Linked DNA regions of Homo sapiens: region 2 is linked to region 1. A link is an interaction called in ENCODE POLR2A ChIA-PET data of the cell type or tissue named here. Cell type or tissue: OCI-LY7. All regions are shown on one strand. Each heading gives the region's core, and the rest is flanking DNA. Links, peaks and the distances in the headings are about the cores only. Region 1 has its middle 250 kb from the start of MIR4305. Region 2 has its middle 210 kb from the start of LINC00332.

Region 1 (4,402 bases), core at 100-4,099:
TATCTTAAATATACCTTAACTTACAAATGAATTCATAATCACATAATTAATTCTCTTCTCAATTCTTAGCTTACTGTCTATGTCATCACCTGCTAATCAATTATTCTCGTTGAATCATTCCCTTATCCTTTGGTTTCAATGGCCCTACATTCCTATTCCTTTTCTTGATATTTTATCAACCTCTTCCTAGTTTGCCTTAGTTTGCATGCTCTTTTGTTAAATTCAGTTCTGAAAAGTGAATTATCCCTAAGGTTCAGTTCTCAGCTCTCCCTTTTGGTCCCATTGCACAGTCTCAAATGGTGATGTTATTCATTCTCAAGGCTTAAGCAACAAATTTATCTTTATCTTAATTCCCGAGTTCTATGTATACATTTTCAATAAACTCTTTGGTATTTGAGTCATGGTGTTCATGGTGTTGATAACACCTGTTGTTGAGTAACCCAGGGAAAATCACAACCACTCTGAGAGCCCCTCTCCTCTTTAGTGAGATGAAGGGGTTAGATACTCATTCAGATTTCACATGAATGTCATCAGTTAAGGTTTTTGGTTGAAGACGGAAACAACCCTGGGTAGCTTAACAGAAAGTGAATCTGTCATAAGATATCTGGCAGTTTTAGGATTGTGAGTGAGACAGGGGAGACGGATTGAAGGACGGGAACAGAACATCCCCAGGAGTTTACAAAGCTAGAATCACAGACAACTCTCACTAAAGGGAAAGTTAGGCTCTGCGGACACACTGCACCTGCAGTCACTCCTGCCACAACCACGGGTTGTGCTGCCACCACTGCTGCCTCCAGCACTACGATTGTGTCTTGGGTGTCAGGAACGGACTCCCCCTGGCCACCATCCTAGCATCACATGCAAGATTCAGAGTCTCCAGTTGGACTATCCAAATGGCTGATCCTGGATCATGTGCCTGTGCCCTACAAGCCAGCGGAGAGAGGATCTAGATGACCCCAACATACAAAGGGATTTCCACCGATGGGATGGGAATTGACTGTTGCATAGCAAATCCTCCCTCCCAATATGAAATGTTTACTGCAGGTGTCTCAAAGCTACCTCAAACTCAAGACATTTAAAGCAAAATGCCATCTGTTACTCAGAAAACTTGTGTCTATAACATCTGCTGCGTGTACTCAGGATACATAATCTTGCTTAACAAGGTTTTACTTTAGCAGTAGTTGTTCAACTTATTCAGTAATTACATTGGGCAGATAATTAACGTTTTGATGACTTCTTTCTCTTCTTTTCCAGTCCCAGCACATAGGTTTTGTTCAGACATGATTAATGAATGTGTGATTTGAAGGTTAAAGTCAACACAAAGCAAATCTCAAGATATAGTTTGATTAATCCAGGATAAAATAATCTTGACTTGAATTCTTGCTCTTATGTGTGATTTTCATGACTATTTCTCCCTTGTAATTTTCAATGAGCTTCAATTACCAAGTAATGCTGTTTCAACTCCCTGAATGCTAATGACAGAGAACAGAACCTGGTGATTAAGGGCCTACCTTCTATTAGAAAGGAAGAACATACTGAAACAATGCTTTCTCTGGTCTTTTATTCTTTCAGTGTGAGGCAGATCACAACACTCTCAACACTTATAATAATAGTCATCTTTAAAAAGAATATTTAATTCAAATATTTAAACATCCTTGTATGTTGATGAAGGAAACACCCAATAAACTAAGCATGATTTGTACACATGCAGGTCTACAGATGAAGAGGAGGTGAAGGTGTGTCATTGCTCAAACAGACACATTTTCCTTTGCTTTTGATTATGAAACTCAGCATGTCCCTTGCATTCACGAAACAATAAAGGAGATAATGTGATGTTATTTGAACATCTATAAATATCCAGAGAGGATAATAAATGCCTTCACTACCTCTTAGCCCATGTGTTATGTGAATTTTCAGTGTCTGGCAGTTGTCACAGATGCACTTTATGGTTTTTAAACTTGGCATCTGATTACACACTCAGCGGACTCTTAACTGAATTACCTATTTGAAAATCCCAACCACCCACCTTATTTAAAATTAGAAACCGCTCCTACTACCCTGGTATCCCTAATCTCCAGACTGTGCTCTGCTTTTCTTCTTCCTTTTTTCCTATAGCAATTTATCACCTTCTAAAATACCATAGAATTTAATTTTATGTTTTGCTTATTGTTCATTTTCTGTCTCTTCCTGCTAAAAAGTAAGCCCTATGAGGGCTGAGGTCTTTATCTGTTTGATTCACTGATGTCCTAAGAACCTCAAACAATACCTGGCATATTTTAAGCGTGGAATTAATATCTCTTAAGTGAATAAGCAAACACCATGCAGATAACTGTGAGGCCAGCTGTGACACCTGAGACCTTGAGACATTTGTCTCTGATATGCTTCATTGCTGTGCTCATTTCCTGGTCTGTGCCCATGTTTCCCCCTATGTACAAACCTGCTTTTTCAAAGGTTCTCAAACTTGGTCACAGCAAACCTTTGATGGCTCCTCTCACAGTTTAATGCACTCCTATTTCTTGGTGTAATTGCATTTTACCAAGGATCACAGTCTCACATTGAAGGAATACAATTTTTAATTTTGACATTTCCACCATGGTTTTGTCTTTGCACAAGGTTTACATATTCCAGGACAGGGTAACTTTGATTTGAAGAGAAATAGACTCAGTGCTTCTGATTATTGTATAGGATTCCTAATTTATGCTTTTGTTGTGAACAGACATTTGTCCAAGGAGTTATGTCCTTTTTTTGAAGGTCTTACTAAAAACTCTGTGTGTGTGTGTGTGTGTGTGTCTGTGTGTGTAAAACAACCTAAGCATCAATCATAGTCTAATGACAAGGTACTTGGTATTTTCATCAGCTGCTCTGGAAGATCTGGACTTACTATTGTATAAGCATTGCTTTTCATTTACTTTCCTTCTTTTTAAAATCTATAAATTGCCATCATTGTCTCATGAAGTTTGATGTTGAATTATTTTAAGTTTCCTAACCAAATACAGTAAAACCATGCCTATCTGAAAGTCAAAACTGGAAACCACAACACCCTGGAATTGAGTCAATAAATGATCTAGCTGTTTTGAATCACCTAATTAAAAGTATCTTTTCAAGATCTCCCTCTTTTCTTCTTGCCAACTTTTATTATCCTGCTGGCTTTTGGCCTCCAGTGGAGGTTCTCTGGGGCAATCAAGTTTTGTGCAGCCACTTGGCCTGTGGTGTTGAAGGGAAGAAACAGCACAGCCCAGGAAGGAGAAGGGATGTGGCCAAGCCCAGAGCTGAGGAGAAAAGCAGGGCTGGAGGGGAAGCCAGGATGCCTACACTATTGTTTTAAAGGCTAATCTCATTATTAAATTTAAAAAGATCTCCTTAGTCTTTTGAGACCATTTGTGTTCCACCTTTACATTTGTCTTATTATTTGGCTTGGTATTAGAATTTAAACTAAAAATCTTTTTTTTTTTCACCCAATTTTGAAGGCATTTTCCATTGGCTTCTATATCCCTTTGTTGTATTTGTTTAAATTTGTGCATGTTTAAAAAACATTTCTAGAAGCTTTTAGATATTTTTCTTTATCGTTAGTGCTCTGAAATTTCTAACTGGTGAGTCTTGATGTGGGTCTTTATTCAAAAAAATTAAAAAGTTTTTTTTTTTTTTTTTTTGCTAAGCATTTGAAGAGGCTTTTCAAACTGGAGACTTGAATTTTTAAGTTTGAGAAATTTTCTTGTATAATTACTTTCTTGCATAACTTTTAATGAAATTCACCTTAAGGTGAGTGGATATGGACCTTGCTCTTTATTTGAGGGGCTCCTAAATGTCAGCATGCAGTGGAGGTCTTTGTTCTGGGTCACGCAGTTTCTCAAGAGACAAATTATTTAATCTCTTACCTGGAAGGCTTCAGTGTTCAGGCTGGCTGCTGATATTCTGAGACCAGAGAAGGGAAAGAAAAAGATTAAGGGCTTCACCATTCAGATTACAGATTTTCATTTACCTCCTTCTCATTCTCTTTTTTTCTCTATAGCGGTACCTGGAGCCCTCAAGTCTCCATCTCAGAGCCTTATTAACATTTTCTGGGGAAACTCCTCTGGTATCCTGAAGAGTTATGGTCACCTGGGTGCAGGTGTACAGCACATTCTGGAAGTTCTATGGCTCTGTTCACTGATTTTGACTAATGCTATTTCCAGCCCTGTACTTCACTCCCACCTTCTGTGGCACCAGGGGCCTCCAGTCCTGAGCCTTTCAGGGCTCTGCCGTCAAATTAGTACATCTTTTGCCAGTACTTAGCTGGTAGTTTCCTCCCTTCTGCTCCTTCACTGACTTTCTGTGTTTCAAAAAATTGCTGAAATCTTTCATGCACTCTACCTTTCTCTTGGTCCTTGTGAAATATAACTTTAAAAAATCAAAGTTCTTTGTT
Region 2 (4,402 bases), core at 71-4,070, 63 kb after region 1:
AATTTATTTTCATTTAAAGGATGTTCTAAGTGCAGGGATTTCAACAGACAAAACAATGTATTGCTTGGAGGTTTCTAGCTCATGAGAAAACTTGGCTATAGGGCTTATGTTCCCGAAATTTTCAGATACCACTTCAGGGTGGACGAAGATAGCAAGAGAGAAAGAGCATGTTTGATTCGCCTTCTCAAGGTTGTTGTATTTGTGTCATATGCAATAGCAGAGTGTAAAATCTCTTGACTTAACTACATACCATAGAAGCCACTCGTTGTGCAGAAGAAAAAAGTAAATATTTTCAGATATAGTCAATCCTTCATTTTTTTGTGCTAACAAGGAAACTGAGTAACATAGACTTCTAAAAACATGTGATATAAGCATTTTTGGTATTTATGTATTAAGTGGTCATTGGAAGAAAACATACACTCAAAATAACAATTCAAAGTAACAGAAATCATGGGCTCTCCGTGCAGAAACCCACCTCCAGATGAGATGAAAAATGTTTGGGCTTCATTATCTGGTTTCCTTACCCAAATATTTCATGGTGGAAACCACTTCTCAGGCACATGAAAAGAGCCAGTCTACAGAAAGTAATCATTTCTCTCTCCTTAAGTTACCTACCCAACCCACAGTTTCCTTGAGATTAGTAAAGGTTACTAGATGTTTTATTTGAAGAGACCGATGGCACCTGGGGGAACCTCTACTCCAGTTGCCTGCAGGCCCAACCAGTGAGGTCACCGGCCACAGTACAGGAATGTGTTCTTTCTGGAAGCAGCAAGTCTATCACGTTCCTTATCCCAAAAATGTGTCTCAGAGATCTCATAGCCTTCCCCACCCACAAGCCAGCTCTTTTCTCCTTAAACTCATAAATATCACCACAGTTCTTCAAACAGAAACCCAAGCATCTGGGCTCCTCCTGTCCATCATCTCTACATACAATCCTATCAAGCAGATTTGTCACTTTCTCTTTTTTTGAATATCCCTCAAATTCTACAGTTCCTCTCTGTTCTCAGTGACATCTTTCCCAAGCCATCATCGCATCTTGTCTGACTAGTGCTACAGCCTAAGCAGACACCCTTACCTCTACTCTTTGCTTCCTTCCTTACATTTTACACAGAGCGGCCAGAGTGATAGTAAAACATAAATTATGTCTTCTCACACCTGCTCACAAGCCTTTAATGACTTATCATTCCATTTAGGAGAAAATAAGAAATTCTTGACAATGCCTACAAAATTCAGCGTTACTCAGCCACTGCTTATCAGCCCAGCATGATCTCCTGCCACTGTTTCTCTTGCACAGAACCTTCTAGAACTCTGGTCCTCTTTGAAGATGTCAAGGTCTTTCCTCCCTCAGAGCCTTCACACATACTGGCCCAGAGTGGTTGATCCTCCCGCAGGCATAACGGAATCACCCAGCCAGTCCTATATTTCCATCGTCCCTCAGCTCCACTATCATTTCTTCCATGAGGACTTCTCTGATTCTCTCACCCACCTTAACTGAATCCTCTCTATAATTGTTTGATTAATTCAATTTGCCTCTTTAAAGTAGAGGCTGCAGCCGGGCACAGTGGCTCACATCACCTTGGGAGGCCAAAGGGGTGCATCTCTTGACCCCAGGAGTTTGAGACCAGCCTGGGAAATATGGTGAAACCTCATCTTTACAAAAACTACAAACATTAGTCGGCTGTGATGGCATGTGCCTGTAGTTCCAGTTACTCAAGAGGGTGAGGCTGTAGGATCACCTAAGCCCCAGGAAGTCAAGGCTCCAGTGAGCCAAGATTGTACCACTGCACTCCAACCCAGGCTACGGGAGGGAGACCCTGTCTCAAAAAAAAAAAAAAAAAAAAATAGAGTAGAGGATTCACAAGGGCAGGGATCATGTACATTTTTCTCACCACTGTATCTCCAGAGTTGTATCTCCTGGCACAGTTCAGAAAAAATGTTGTCGAATGAAGAATAATTGAGAGAACTATTTCCTTTGTTATGTTAACACAAGAATTAAAAACTCCAAGAGAAATACGAACACGTGGATTTCCAGTTGTTTCTATGGCGGGTTCCAGTTTTCCATACAAGAGCAGCAACTGAGTGGGAGTAATGCCAGGGCCCTGAAGTCCTTCCCACTTCAAAGCTCATCAGCAGCAACTCAAGAAGGGATTAATAAAACTCCCTCTTTCCTGGGACATGTTAGTGTCTGTTCTTGAAGCAATGCAGAAATAGATATTTTTTATGGTGAATGGTATTTTCATTAACCAAGTTACCTCCATATTCTTTGAAGTATGTCATCAGATTCTTCAAAAAGAATTGTAAAATTAAGGACAAATGATTAAAGAGCTGCTGTTAGCAGTGAATTATACTCTAACCATCTGGGTCTTTGAGATCTTTTTGCTTGGTTAACCCTGGATTTTCCACTTACTGAGGCTCTCAGTTTTTCTCCTACACTTCTATCCTTAAAATGGGTATAAGACTTAACAGATTTTTTTTTTCTGAGGCTTTGAGACTATGGAACTCACAGGGATAGCCGAAGGTACCAATCTGAAATATAAGAAGCATAAAGTTGGCAAGTTGAGATGAGTCTTCAGAGATAGTGGTCTGAACTCACAGAATTTGTCTAAGAACAATGATGTCCTGCCTGATAGTTGGACTTAGATGATAGAATAAGAATCTGGTATTCAACAACTAAGTATTTGCATTAAATATCCTGACATAGGCACTAATCTGATGCAAATGTAAATGTTCAATAATTTTCTCCTTTCCTCTCTCCCTCCATTCTTTCCTTCCTTCCTTTCTTCCTCTTTTTCTTTTTCGTTCATTCATTTATTCTTTTGTTTATTTATTTCTGTCAAAAAATAGTTGTGCCAAGCGCTGCTGCTGTAGTAGTGACCACATCAGATGTGACTCCTGTTGTCATGAAAGTTACAGTAGAGCAGGAGGCAACTTTAAACAAGTAATTTCACAAAGTAATTTTATTACAATTGTATTACATTTGTATTCTATTACAAAGTAATTTTATTACAATTGTAATAAAATACATAAAAGTGAAGTTTACAGTGAGTATGAATGACAGATGAGTTACTTGGTTTAAAGGATCAGAGAGCACTTCCATAGAAACTGACGTTTCAAATAAGACCTGAAGGATAAGAAGAATTGCTTTCCTAAATGCTTTACAAAAAGTACTATAAATGCTTTATAAAACGCGTTGCCTAAATGCTTTGTAAAAAGCTTAGACTCTTCTATGCCCTCCTCACTTTTCCTACCTTCTATTCCTCAATTTGAAATGGTTCATTTACAGGTAAAATAGAAAAATCATGTTCATAGGTCTGAGTATATAGTTTCTATCTTTGTTTAAAGCTCTGCACCTGGGAAAGGAGCCTTCAGGAGCATCTACAGTGACACACACACACACACAGTACAGCACACATACACACACAGTACAGCACACATACACACACTTTTTTTTAAGTTTCAAGGTAATTATACAATATCCTCATATTTTGAGCTTATACATAATCTCCTCGATTACTATCAGGTTGCTCCTACAACTTAGAAAGTTCTTTGAATATTATAGTCAACAGAAGGCCCTTTGACCATGCTTTCTCTTTGAGTTTCTCTAAATACACACCAATATTGGTTCTCAGAAAAAGAATACCTAGTATTGCCTCTATGAAAGGGGGAAGAAGGTTGAGAATTGAGGTGGGTAAAAATGTTAACGTTTTTGGTAATGTTTTATTTCATTAAAAAATATTGGAAGACAATATTATAAAATGCTGCTATATTTTAAATTCAAGGTGTTAGTTATATGAGTGTGTGCTGTGTTATCTTTTCTAGATTTTTAAAGATTAGGGCATTTGATTTGAAATCCTACAGTTAGCTCATTTGTTAATGAATGAATGAATGAATGAATGAATGAATACACACAGCAGGGAGTCATCAAGCACCTGTGATATATTGGATCTGTGTTAAGAAATGTGACATGAGCAAAGTCCTCTACCCTTGTGCCATGGCTTACTCTAGTGTGAGCTTCCTGAATTAGGTCTCCTCACAAAGACAGGTGATTTTTTATTGATATTGGATGGCAGATCCATTATGGAGTGTTAAAAAATGGCTTATCAATTTCCATCCTGATAGACAGCAAAATCCTCTCCCATTTATCTCCTCTTCTTCCATGTTATCTCTCTTCCCAAGGTCATCGCAATGTCAATTCATGTCTTCTAAATTAGCAAGTCCGCATAAAGTGTTTCAGTGGACACCTTCAATGATGTAAGTATTCAAAAGAGTTAAGTATTCTGTCAAATAAAAAATCTTAGGTGATCCTAAGGCCAAGTTCTAAGACTGGATATCTTTTGTGCCAAAAGATGCTAGGTAAGCTTGTTTGTCCCTGATTCAATTTCTAAATCTGAATAATATCCCT

What was found. ChIA-PET counts read pairs that join two places held together with the same protein. Peaks named below come from ENCODE experiments on the same cell type or tissue, not always from the same donor. Only the 100,000 strongest peaks of a DNase experiment are listed, where the experiment ranks them.
Region 2: POLR2A ChIA-PET joins it to region 1 with 8 read pairs; 2 of 35 experiments call an interaction of 5 or more read pairs at or near these places.

Annotation. Positions count from the first base shown.
Region 1 is chr13:39,907,908-39,912,309 of GRCh38, forward strand. No RefSeq gene overlaps it. Among named protein-coding and RNA genes, the nearest start is that of MIR4305, 250 kb to the left of the region's middle. In OCI-LY7, for the core only: no CTCF peak of the experiment used is centred there; a DNase peak (open chromatin) is centred at 2,384.
Region 2 is chr13:39,971,006-39,975,407 of GRCh38, forward strand. No RefSeq gene overlaps it. Among named protein-coding and RNA genes, the nearest start is that of LINC00332, 210 kb to the right of the region's middle. In OCI-LY7, for the core only: no CTCF peak of the experiment used is centred there; no DNase peak of the experiment used is centred there.